Linked DNA regions of Homo sapiens: region 1 is linked to region 2. Evidence: read pairs that join two places in POLR2A ChIA-PET (ENCODE). Cell type or tissue: Panc1. All regions are shown on one strand. Links, peaks and the distances in the headings refer to the core of each region. The heading gives the core; the rest is flanking DNA.

Region 1 (5,799 bases), core at 1-4,000, 140 kb before region 2:
GTAAATTAGTAATGGCAAGGGGCTGGGAAGAAGAGGGAATGGGAACTGCTAATAGGTACAGGGTTATGTTTTGAGGTGATGAAAATGTTCTGGAATTAGCAGTGATGGTTGCACAACTTTGTGAATATATTAAAAAACTAGTGAATTGTACTTTAAAAGGTTGAATATTGTATGATATGATAATTACAAACCAGTTTATTTAATTACCAAAAAAAAAAAAGATAAACCCGGAATATCTCACACCAGAAAGCAAGACAGTGTTCAAAGAATGACAGAGATATGGCAAAAGAACATAGAAGCCACCCTGTACTAAGTTCTCACTGGCTAAACTGGGACAATTTGAATATCAAAATAGGTAATAATGGATTAGAATCTATTGAATAAAACAAGAAATCAGAGTCCAAACAGATATATAAAAATAGTGTGGTGATTTAAAATATGTCCAGGCTGTGCATGGTGGCTCACTCCTGTAACCCCAACACCTAGGTGGGAGGATCACTTGAGGCAAGAGTTTAAGACTGGCCTGGGTAACATAGCAAGACACCCTCTCTACAAAAATAATAAAATAAAAATAAAAATAAATAAATAAATAACATCTGTCCACAAATTCTTTGACAGTCCTTTCAAAACATGGAGCCTAATTCTCCCGTTCTTGAGCGCGGACTGGATTACTGGTTTGATTGTAATTAACAGAATACGGTAGAAATGACAATGTACAACTTTGAAGGCTGAGTCATACGGGACACTGTGGCTTCAGCCTTCTCTCAGTGCTTGCTCTGGGAAAAGTTAGCTGCCATGTTGTGAGAACATTAGGCAGCCCTATGGAGAAGTCCATAAGGCTAGGGCTGAGACCTCCTAACAACAGCCACAGAGAACTGCGATCTCCAGCCAAGCTGTGCGAGTAAGCCTTGTAGGGAAGCAGACTCTCCAGACTCCTATGTCCAACTGACTGAAACCACAGATAACAACTTGACTGCAACCACATAAAAAACTCTGAGCCAGAACTACCCACCTAAGCAGCTCCCAGATTTCCAGCCCTCAGAAACTGTGTGAAATAATGTTTGTTCTTTTAAGCCTAAGTATTGGGATAATTTGTTACACATCAATAAATAACATATATAGTTTCAAATATCTCCCCCAAAAATACCTAATTACAAAAGAAAAAACAATTAACTTATCAGTGGAGAAGCTTGGAGGATACCACATTAATCAAGTTATCAAACTGAACATCATCAATAACAAGTCAAGCTCAACTTATATGCCACCTCCTGACAGATGCAGAGCCTCAATCTAATCAGGAGTAAATACCAGACAATCCTAAACTGAGGAGTTTCTGCAAAATAACTGTCCTGTAATCTGCAAAATATCAGGATCATGAAAGTCAGAGACTAAAGAACTATTCTAGACTGAAGATGACTAATGAGATGTGACAGCTACATGCAACAGATGATTCTCAACTAGACATTATTGTAACAACTGGTAACATTTGAACTGGTCTTAGTATTAGATGATATTAACTTATCAATGTTGATTTTACCAATTTTGATGGTTGCGTTGTATACTTGTTTGTAGGAAATAGACTCTAAAGTATTAAGAGATGACAGGGCACCAAGTCGCCAGCTTACTACCAAATGGTTTGGGAAAAAAGTCTTCTGTATTGTACTTACTACTTTTCTGTTGGTTTGTAAAAATAAGCAAAGGAAAAATGAAAAAGGCCTACATGAAAACATCTCACCAACTGACTTTAATAGTGGGATTCCTTTAAGGCACCAAGTTGCAAATTATTGTCTTTCAAGTATATTAATATATTATTAGCAAAGGGCACACATAGAAGATAGGAAGTATAGTTACAAGATAAATCATTCTTTGAAAGCTTTGTATTATACTGATAATATGTTATCAAAGTTGTTTTTTTGGGTGGGAGGTAAGTTTTTAATATTCAGGAAAGGAAACTTCTCTCGAACTAAAAAATATTAGTAGTAGGCCGGGCGCGGTGGCTCACGCCTGTAATCCCAGCACTTTGGGAGGCTGAGGCGGGCAGATCGTGAGGTCAGGAGATCGAGACCATCCTGGCTAACAACGGTGAAACCCCGTCTCTACTAAAAATAAAAAAAATTAGCCGGATGTAGTGGCACAAGCCTGTAGTCCCAGCTACTCGGGAGGCTGAGGCAGGAGAATTGCTTGAACCCAGGAGGCGGAGGTTGCAGTGAGCCGAGATCGCACCACTGCACTCCGGCCTGGGCGACAGAGCGAGACTCCATCTAAAAAAAAAAAAAAAAAAAGGTAGCGTGCTCCAAATTAACTGCAGTATAGGATTACTGAAATGAAGGTCTGTAAGGAAATCACTGGGTTTTTTTTTTTTAGTACCACATTTATATTCCCATTCTGGCGTATCATGCCTTTATGCTAAGCTCCCACCACCAAAACAGCCATGCCTTGGGAAAATAATTAGAAATTCACTTTTTTTTTTTTTTTTTTTTTTTTGAGATGGAGTCTCACTCTGTCACCCAGGCTGGAGTGCAGTGGCACGATCTCAGCTCACTGCAAGCTCCACCTCCCGGGTTCACACCATTCTCTTGCCTCAGCCTCCCAAGTAGCTGGGACCACAGGTGCCCGCCACCACGCCCGGCTAATTTTTTTTTTTTTTGTATTTTTAGTAGAGACGGGGTTTCACCGTGTTAGCCAGGATGGTCTCGATCTCCTGACCTCGTGATCCACCTGCCTTGGCCTCCCAAAGTGCCGGGATTACAGGTGTGAGCCACCGTGCCCAGCCAGAAATTCACTTCTAAGAATTAAACAGTGGTTTCAACCTTTTGAGAAAGATATAGTATGTTATTATAATCTGAAACCTAAACCCAAAGGAAATCAACATGTGTCAGATAGCATCAGATACATTTTATGTGGTGACAGGCTTTCTCAATCTCTGAAACATAGAAACAGCTATAACTGTTGTCTACTCAGCCAATGCGGTAGAAAGCCAAAATAACTTGTTTCTCAAGTCACAATAGGGAACAGGGGAGAGAAGCAGGTGGCAGGAGGTGATAACTGATGTGTCTCTCATTGTACTAGGAACAAATAGCAAATATCATCAAGTAAAATGTCCCTGACTCTAAGGCAAGAAAATGTCTATTTCTTTCAACAGAAAACTGCCCTTCAATTCTAATCTCACCTCAAAAACAGAATGAGGAAACTATTTCTGTGATCAAGAAAGCTGAAACCAAAGGCGTGGTCCATGGAATAGACCTTGACCTAGTGAAAGGAGCGCCTACACTCAACTGTATCTCTGCTACTCAAATTCAAATGCCTTTCTAGGTCTCTTTACTTTGCTTTCAAGCTCAGTCTTGGTGTAAATCTATCACCTTCAATATAACTGGATAAATATGTAAACTTTCATTCACACTAATAAACGTGAAATGTAAGCTCTACAGAAACAAAAAGCACAGTCACAAATAAAGCATTAATCTAATCATTAGATATTAAATGCTTGATATAATACTATCACTGTGTGAGATTATTTTTCAAAATTTGGTTTTCTCATCTCTTGGAAAACAAGAATTTTTTTTTTTTTTTGAGATGGAGTCTCATTCTGTTGCCCAGGCTGGAGTGCAGTGGCACGATCTCAGCTCACTGCAACCTCCGTCTCCTGGGTTCAAGCAATTCTCCTGCCTCAGCCTCCTGAGTAGCTGAGATTACAGGCGGCCCGCCACCATGCCCAGCTAGTTTTTGTATTTTTAGTAGAGACGGGGTTTCACCATGTTGGTCAGGCTGGTCTCAAAATCCTGACCTCATGATCCGCCCGCCTCGGCCTCCCAAAGTGCTGGGATTACAGGCGTGAGCCACTGCATCTGGCGGGAAACAAGAATTTAAAAACAACAAACTTACTTGCCCCACTCTTAAAACAATATTATGTAATTCATATCCAGGAGACAAGACATGTGCTAATCAAAGGTGTTAGTGATGGGGGTAATTAACTAAGGGTTGAGCATCCCTAATGTGAAAATCTACATTACAAAATGTTCCCAAATCCAAAAGGTTTTGAGCATTGACATGATGCCACAAGTGGAAAATTCTACTTATGACCTCAAGGTAAGTCAAAGTCAAAATGCAATCAAAATTTAGTTGCATGCACAAAATCATTAAAAATATTTTTTTAAATTACGTTCAGGCTATGTGTATAAGGTGTATATGAAGCATAAGTGACCCTTGTGTTTAAACTTGGGCCCATCCCCAAGATATCTCATTATGTATATGCAAAAATCCCCAAATGCAAAAAAGTCCAAAATCCAAAACACTTCTGATTCTGACCATTTCAGATATGGGATATGCAAGATTACCACAAAAGCTAAGATAATCAGTAACAAACAATAAAGCGTAAGACTCATACCCAGAAGTTCAAAAGAAAAAATGTCCAATAATTGAACTCTATATTAATTTATGCCAATTCTGCAAATTATTCCTTAATGAGTCAAGTATCAAAACGAGAAATGTACACATTCTTCTTAGTATATTTTGCCTGTAATATTTATTCATTTTGGGGACACTCCCTCTTTTCATCCTAATAATGCCATAACATGTACTTTTTAAGAAAATTAATTTGTTTTAAAAGTCACATTTATAATTTATATGCAGTAAAATTTACCCTTACCAAAGATCTAGAATAGTTCCATCACCTCACGAAATGCCCGCAGCCCTTATGTAGTAGATTTCCTCCCCCAGCCCCAGGTAACCACTGATCTGATTTCTGTCCCTATAGTTTTATCTTTTCCAGAACATCATATAAATGGAATCATTCAGTATCTTTAAATTATCTGGAAACTTTCACTTAGCATAATGCTTTTGGAAGTCTTTCACATTGTTGCATGTATCAACTGTTCCTTCTTTTTTTTAACTGCTGAATAGTATTCCATGTGCATTCATGTATTACATTTTGTTTGTCCATTTACCAGTTGATGGATACTTCGGTTGTGTATAGTTTTATACTGTTATGAATAAAGCTACTATATAGACATTTGCATACAGGTCTTCATGTAGACACATTTTCATTTTTATTGAATAAATACCTAGAAATAGGATGACTGTACTGTGCTAGAGCAACATATAAAACTAACCAATCTTTTTTTTTTTTAAACTAACCAATCTTTTGAAGCAGTATTCCATGTAGTTTACAAGTCATAAAAAACAAACAAAAAGGTCAGCCAGGCGCAGTGGCTCACACCTGTAATCCCAGCACTCTGGGAGGGCAAGGCAGGTGGATCACTTGAGGTCAGGAGTTCGAGACCAGCCTGGACAACATGGTGAAACCCCATCTCTACTAAAAATACAAAAATGTAGCCAGACATGGTGGTGTGCACCTGTAGTCCCAGCTACTTGGGTGGCTGAGGCAGGAGAATCGCTTGAACCTGGGAGGTGGAGGCTGCTGTGAGCCAAGACTGCAGCAGTGCACTCCAGCCTAGGCAATAGAGTGAGACTCTGTCTCAAAAATAAAAGAAAAAAGATCCCACCAAAAAAATCCATTTTAAGTCTTTCATGACTTTTTGAGCATTTCGTAACTGCTCATTTATAGCAGTGGTTTTTCAAGCTGGCCTATACATCAGAACTACCTGGGGAACTAGAACTTGGGTACCAATCCAAAGATTTAGCTGCTCTGGGTAAAGGCACAAACATTACTTTTTATTTTTCCTCTATTTCTTTTCTAAGTGCTAACAGTATCTCTTTTTTGTTTTTTCATTTTCCATGTTGACATTTTTCAAACATACAGAAAAGTAAAAACAACAGTGTGAGAAACATCATATACATATC
Region 2 (8,024 bases), core at 2,439-6,438:
TAATCCCAGCACTTTGAGAGGCTAAGCGGGGTGGATTGCTTGAGCTCAGGAGTTGAGACCAGCCTGGGCAACATGGCAAAACCCCATCTCTACCAAAAAATTGCAAAAATCAGCTGAGCGTTGTGGTGCGCACCTGTGGTCCCAGCAACTTGGGAGGCTGAAGTGGGAGGATCACTTGAGTCCAGGAGGCCGAAGTTGCAGTGAGCCAAGATCATGCTACTGCACTCTGCCCAGGTGACACCCTGTCTCAATAAGAAAACCCAAAAAATCCTCTTGAGCTCAAGTGATCCTCCCATGTCAGCCTCCAAGTAGTTAGGACTACAGGCTTACACCCCTACACCCTGTAGGCTTCTTATGTCCTTCCAGTTTTTGAGGTTAATTCTTTTCTTCCCTGAAACTCTAGTTTTAGATCTCAGATATCAATGACTTTTTAAATTCATTAACATTTCATTTCTAGATATGAATTTCTAAAACATGTATGATATTTTATAGATTTCAAAGTGCTGTTGATTCATTTAGCTAACACTGAATACTTCTTGTGTGCTGAGCTCAATTCTATAATTGATAAAAGTTTCTGTCCGTATGGAGCTGACATTCTAGTGTTCAGTATACCATCATCTATCTTTCATCATTACCTCAGCCTATTTAGAACAAATGAGAGTGCTTCTGAAATATTGGCAGCAAATCCAGCATAATTAATTTGTCCTATTAATTTACTGTGTAATAGCAATACTTTCATACATTTCCAGAGTATTCTGGTTAAATTTTAGTTTTGTCCTCAACTACTAGCATTTGGTGAAATCTGCCCATATCTCCTTCAGTTTTATGAATTTAGATAATATATGTACCTTCTTAACCTTGTTCTTTTCTGATGGGTAAACCTTCGCTTATTTTTTAAAGCTGGTGCGGTGACTCATGCCTGTAATCCCAACACTTTGGGAGGTTGAGGTGGGAGGATCACTTCAGCCCAGAAGTTCAAGATCAGCCTGGGCAACAAAGTGAGAACTATCTTTCTTAAAAAAAAAAAAAAAAAAAATCCTGCTGGGTGTGATGGTGTATTCCTGTAGCCCCAGCTACTCAGGACTCTGAGATGGGAGGATCATTTTAGCTCAAGAGGTTAGGACTGCCGTGAGATGTGTTCGAGTTACTGTATTCCAGCCTGGGTAACAGAGAGAGAGAGACCCTTTCTTAAAAACAAAAAAACAGTTTTCTAAAGTCATCAGGAAACTTTTTAGATGAGTCATTCAGTGATTTAGTTTTGGTGGCTGTTCTTTTTATTTTCTCCCTATTCTGAAACTCACTTTCCTAACTTCTTTAGTGTGCATTTTAATAGAACTTTCCAAAATTCTGTTCGTACGCTATACTCTCCTGGTTCTTAATTTTCTGACAGTTTTGGCATTTCTATCTTTGTCTCCATGGTCTGTAGTTACCACAAAGACTTTGTCTTTATCCTTTGGCTTTTACTGTCCTGAGTCTCTTTCAAAAGTCACATACTTACAGTCTTATATTAACACTTATAAGCACTTCGTTTCAAAATTTATGTTTTTTTATGAATTTCTCAACCATTTTAGTTTGTTTTTACTTTTTAAGTGTACACTATAGTGGTCTTTAGTATATTCACAAAATTGCGCATCTATTACCGCTACCTAATTCTAGAACATTTTCATCACTCCCAAAAGAAAGTTTGTATTCATTAGCAGTCACCCCCCCATTTTCTCCTCCCTTCAGACCCTGGCAACCACTAATCTGCTTTCTGTCTCTCTAGATTTGCCTATCTGGACATTTTATATCGATGGAATGATACAACATGTGGTCTTTTGTGTCTGGCTTCTTTCATTTAGCATTTTCAAGCTTCATCTAAGTTCTAGTTTATGTAGGTATTGCATTGCTGGATAAAATTCCATTCTAGAGATAGCTACCACATTTTATTTGTCCATTAATCAGCTGATGGACATTTGAGTTTCTGTTTTCTACTTTCGGCTGTTATGAATAATGTCACTATGAAAGTTTGTGTACAAGCTTTTGTGTGAATTTGTGTTCAGCTGTCTTGGGTACATACCTTGGAATTGAATTGTTAGGTAATATGGTAACTCCGTGTTTAACATCTTGAGGAACTGCCAAAATGTTTTCCAAGGTGCCTATACCATTCCCACCAGGAATTTCTCCACTTCCTGGTCAATACTTCTTAATGTTGGTCTTTTTTGTAGCCATCAGGTGGGTAGGAAATGGTATCTAATGATTTTGATTTGTATTTCTCTAATGACTAATAATCTGATAATCTAATGACTAATAATTGAGCATCATTTCATGTCCTTATCAGACATTTGTATGTATCTTTTTTGGAGAAATATTGATTTATATCCTTTTGAAAAATTGGGGCCGTGCATGGTGGCTCACGCCTGTAATCCCAGCACTGTGGGAAGCTGAGGCGGGCGGATCACGAGTTCAGGAGTTTGAGACCAGCCTGGCCAGCGTCGTGAAACCCCGTCTCTACTAAAAATACAAAAGATTAACTGGGCATGGTGGCGCACACCTGTAGTCCCAGCTATTTGGGAGGCTGAGGCAGGAGAATTGCTTGAGCCTGGCAGGCAGAGGTTGCAGTGAGCTGAGATCACGCCACTGCACTCCAGCCTGGGCAACAGAGAGAGACTGCGTCTCAGAAAAAGAAAAAAAGAAAAGAAAAATTGGATTATCAGTTGTATATTCAGGATATAATTCCTGTATCAGATAAATGATTTGTAAGTATTTTCTCTCATTCTGTGGGTTGTCTTGGTGGTGTTGATTGTGGTAAAATATGCATAACATAAAATGTACCATTTGTACAATTTTAAGTGTACATTTCAGTGGCATTAAGTACATTCACAGTGTTGTGTAACTATAACCTCCATTTCCAGAACTTTTTCATCATCCCAAACAGAAACACTGTACCCATTAAATAATAACTCTCCCTTCCCCCTCCCCCAGCCTCTAGTAACCTCTATTCTACTTTCTGTCTCTAGGACTTTGCCTATTCTAGGTGCTTCAAATAAGTGGAATCATATAGTATTTGTCCTGATAGTATCTTTTAAAGTGTAAATATTTTTAATTTTGATGAAGTCCAATTTATCTATTTTTATTTTTATAAGTAATTTTTAGTAATTAAAACATTTTAAATTCATGTTGTCACTTGTGCCTTTGGTGTCATTTCTAAGAAGCCATTGCCTAATTTAAGGCCATAAACATGTATTTTAACCATTTTGAGTACTCTCTTACTTGGCTCTCCCTTCTATATTTAAAACATCCACCAATATAACTATCAAAGGTTTTATGGGAGGAGTTTTATTAAGTGTTCTGCTCTTTTTTGTTGTTGTTAAGATCAGAATAGTAGTTTTCAAACGGTAGAGTCTTCTGGGATGTTTAGTAAAATAAAAGTCCCTCAGCTGTTTTGTGTATTTGTAATAAACTTCCAGGAGACTTTGCATGATGTGGTTGAAAGAGTGTGGAATTAGGATAGTCTAGCCTGGTAATTAAGAGCATGGATCGTGGAGCCTGACTACCTGGGTGTGAATCGTGGCTGTGTCACTTCCTGGCTGATTTTGGACAAGTCACTTGTTCTCTCTGGACCTTCGTTTCCTCCCTCATAGGATTGTTGCAAGGATTAGCTAGGATATAGCTATAAAGCACTTAGAATATCTGCAAAGCACTTAGAACGATTTGGCAACAGTCACCATATAAGTATTAGCTATTATTATACCCTTTAAGTCACAGTAATGTCATTTCTAGAGACCTAATCTAAGAACATTATCAGAGATGTTACATAAAGATGTGTGTATAACAGTTTCATCACAGAGACTGATTATAAAATTAACCACATATAGTCAGTAGACATATGGTTAAATAAATTAATGAAATGTCATATAACCATTAAGTCACATTGTCAAAAATACTTAATGCCTTGGGATGATATCAGTGAAAATGTCAAAAATGCAACTATATGTAGAATATGTCTCTAAAATTTTTTAAAAATTCAAGGCAAGGGGCTGGATATGGTGGCTCATGTCTGTAATCTCAGCACTTTGGGAGACCGAGGTGAGAGATCACTTGAGGCCAGGAGTTCGAGACCAGCTTGGGCAATGTAGTAGGACCCCCGTCTCTATAATTTTTTTTTTTAAATTAGTCGAGCATGGTGGCATGTGCCTATAGTCCCAGCTACATGGGAGGCTGAAGCAGAAGGATCACTTGAGCCCAGGAGTTGGAGGTTACAGTGAGCTATGATTGTACCACTGCCCTCCAGCCTGGGTGACAGAGTGAGATCCTGTATCTTAAAAAAAAAAAAAAAAAAAAGCCAGGTGTGGTGGCTCACGCCTGTAATCCCAGTACTTTGGGAGGCTGAGGCAGGCGGATCACCTGAGGTCGGGAGTTTGAGACCAGCCTGACCAACATGGAGAAACCTTGTCTCTACTAAAAATACAAAATTAGCCAGGCGTGGTGGTGGGTGCCTGTAATCCCATCTACTTGGGAGCCTGAGGCAGGAGAATCGCTTGAACCCGGGAGGTGGAGGTTGCAGTGAGCTAAGATCGCGCCATTGCACTCCAGCCTGGGCAACAAGAATGAAACTCCATCTCAAAAAAAAAAAAAAAGTACGAGGCAGGAGAGTGGAATGTTAGTCGTGTAATGCATATAAAGCAATATGTTAAACTGTTGATGTGGTTATTCTTGGAAGCTGGGAGGTGTTATTTCAATTTTCTTCTGTACTTTATTATATTCTTCTGATTTCAATAAGTATTTTATACTTGGAAAAACAAAATAAATTATTTTTGAAAAAGATTAAATGAAAAGCCTCATAATGTGAATAGGAAACCTGAGTTTAGTACCAGTTATGTTATTAAATAGTTAGAAACCTTGGATTAATTTTATCTCTTCCTTGAGGAGCACAGTTTGCTTATCTGCAAAGTGATGAGTTGGGCTAAAATAGACAGTATGGTAGAGCGGTAAAGATCTGGAAGTCAGGAGTGAGGAATTAGGGATGACAGCTGTGGAGGTCACTGCAATGGGTTCATATCCTGGTTTCACCTCTTATTACCTTGGTGACTTTTGGCAAGAAATTTAGCTTCATTGTGCCTCAGGTTGTTTTTCATTTGTAAAGTGCAGATAATAATAATACCTCATATGGGGCTGTGAAAATTAAATGAGTTAATATATGTGAAGGCATACATGGCATGGCACACGGTAAAGACTAAATAAATGTTAACTAATTTTATTGGTATGTAAGCTCCTTTCTAAGCAGTCATTTATTACCAAGAATATTTTTAGTGAGGTGGGTGGTTTCTTAAATTTGTCTGTCATTTGAAAGTTTAACTAATTTTTTATTTAGGTATTTTCAGGATTGCTGAAGCTGTCTGTTTGTGAAGTAGAATATTTTGGACTTTGGACTTGCTTTGTTTACTTGTCTTGTTCTTATATAGGCGGCTGCTTTGGGGCCCTAAGTTACCTCATTGATGAGGGTATTTTGTAGTCCTTTTTAGCACTAAAAATCTCATACTTGATTTTCTAGAGTGTTTTCTGACTCTCTTTGTTTTGAAACTAATGTTGTATGCAGCTTAATCTAAGTTGCATGGGCTGTTAGGTTGTAGCTATTTTTCCTCAACTGATGTTTTAATTTTAAATTTAGGAAATGGCATAAAACCCAAGAGAATATATATTATAGCTCAGTTGACTAGCCTATTCTAGGAAAAGCTAACATTATGACATAAACTCAGCTAAAAGTTGGTAAAGCATGACCTCTAGTTTAACTCAATTGATGCATAGATGTTATTTAACTTAATCCCAGAAAGAGAAATGTAGCCAAATGCTGTTAAGAGATAAATCTGAAAATCACTTTCAGAGTCAGCAACCATATTGAAATTCACTTTTGGAACTCTGAACAAAGACTGCAGAAGTGTTACTTTTATAATATTATTTTATTTCACTGTCTATATGAGATAAGTCTTCAGTGAATACTGACTCAGTTATTGTATTGCTTTGGAAATGTTGTCGGTGAGCAAGTCACTCTAGAGTACTTCACTCAGTTTATAGTTGCAGTCATAATAAAAATGATTATATTATTTCCTTATGGGGTAAGAATGGAAATTATATTTTAATATATTTAATATTAGATCTTCAGAAGCTCTCCCCATCTCTGCATGATGTAGCTGCAGAAGCAGCCCAATGCAGGAGTCCAGTCATCATTTCTGTGTTAAGAGTGTAAGTTAGAGTAGCATTACCAGGAAGCAAAAGGTAGGAGTTTGCCACAGTTAAGGGATACAATAACTGATGCTAAGGGATACTTATAACAGATGTTAAAGGATATTCTTTGCTAATCGTAATAACTTTTGTTCATTAAATATACCTAGCTAACCCATTACAGGAGAGAGGTAGTGTGTCTTCTGGCTTGACAGTTAGGTAAAGCCAGCCCAAGACAGCTTTGTGACCTACTGATGGAGGAAAAGGCTTTTGCCTTAGGGACTGGATTTTATTTTAGGATGTTGTTTGCCTAAGGTCAAAGAATTACTACCTTATGTGTTGCAGAGATGTAACTCAGTGCCTCCAAATTCCCCACGTTTACTTTTTGTATCTTCTGCTAATAATTTGGGTCCTGTTAATTACTTAGTATTTATATTTCTCTCCACATGTTTTTCTTTCTGAAAGTAAGAATTTATGAGCTTTTCCTTTAAACATTTTGAGCTTTTTGTGTTTGCTGTTTTTATTTTTCAGTTAAAATTTCCATTTTTTAATATATAAGAGGCTGATAACATGTTTGCTTCTGTGGAGGAAAATGGGGAAGCTCTGGAACATCAGGATGATGTATTTTTTTTATTGCACCACTGGACCTTTGGAACTCATTAAATTTTTTTCCCAACTTTTAAAACTTTATTTTATGCCATAGTACAAACATATTCGCGAGCTTTTTGGTTTGCTTGTTTGTTTTAACAAAGTTAAGAATACAGAGTTTCTTACAGTTGACCATGGATGTTCCATTGAGGCATAATAGTAAATTTACAGTATCCCCTTAAAATGATCTGATTCTACTCTGGAGGCTATGGCAGGGGGATTGCATGAGCCCAGAGATTTGAGGTTACAGTGAGCTGTGATTGCACCACTGCAATCCAGCCTGGGCAACAGAGTAAGACCCTGTCTTAAAAAAAATAAAAATCTACTTAAACTGGATCCACTGATTTACATCATAAACTTCAAAATGCAATAAATGTAACGGCCTAATTCTTCCAAAGGTAGTTTGGGATCAGTTGTATCAACATCGGTTTCCTTTCATTTGTTTTTTGAGACAGAGTCTCGCTCTGTAGCCCAGGCTGGAGTATAGTGGCACCATCTCGGCTCACTGCAACCTCCACCTCCTGGGCTCAAGCGATTTTTCTGCCTCGGCTTCCCAAGTAGCTGGGATTACAGGCATCCACCACCACACCTGGCTAATTTTTGTATTTTTAGTAGAGATGGGGTTTCACCATGTTGGCCAGGCTGGTCTCGAACTCCTGACCTCAGGTGATCTGCCTGCCTTGGCCTCCCAAAATGCTGGGATTACAGTTGTGAGCCACCCTGCCCGGCTGTCCGTTTATTCTTTAACATTGGCAAGATTGCTATTTACCATTTTATCTTTGAGAAGCATAATAGAGTCAGTCCTCTTGCTTCTTGAATTTCTTCTTGTGTACAGCTGACTCCAGGATCACTTACACTGTGCCTTGATAATGGTAAGTCTGCAGCTTCATCAGTATGGTCCCCTTTCCAAATATACAACAGGCAAACTTTGTTGCCTCATGGACACATAGAATATTCATTCTGTCTATCCTTAGTCCAGGTACAAAATTGCCTGTCTTATAGTAATCAGTGCTAGGTGCTGCTGTCTCAACAGATGCTCTTATTCCATAGCAGTTTTATTCTCACAGATGAAAATAGGAGGTAATTTCCACAAAGCGGCTATATTGTAGGCCTCAAATATAAAGTCATTCAGACCTCATCTTTTCCGTTATACTCACAGGCCAAGCCAATACCAG

The links. ChIA-PET counts read pairs that join two places held together with the same protein. Peaks named below come from ENCODE experiments on the same cell type or tissue, not always from the same donor. Only the 100,000 strongest peaks of a DNase experiment are listed, where the experiment ranks them.
Region 1: POLR2A ChIA-PET joins it to region 2 with 9 read pairs; 5 of 35 experiments call an interaction of 5 or more read pairs at or near these places.

The regions. Positions count from the first base shown.
Region 1 is chr3:57,651,482-57,657,280 of GRCh38, forward strand. The region is part of intron 9 of DENND6A (DENN domain containing 6A); the gene reads right to left. It also overlaps a transcript of PDE12 not described here. Among named protein-coding and RNA genes, the nearest start is that of DENND6A, 39 kb to the right of the region's middle. In Panc1, for the core only: no CTCF peak of the experiment used is centred there; no DNase peak of the experiment used is centred there.
Region 2 is chr3:57,792,881-57,800,904 of GRCh38, forward strand. The region is part of intron 2 of SLMAP (sarcolemma associated protein); the gene reads left to right. It also overlaps the pseudogene PDHA1P1. Among named protein-coding and RNA genes, the nearest start is that of SLMAP, 41 kb to the left of the region's middle. In Panc1, for the core only: no CTCF peak of the experiment used is centred there; no DNase peak of the experiment used is centred there; H3K27ac peaks cover 322 bases.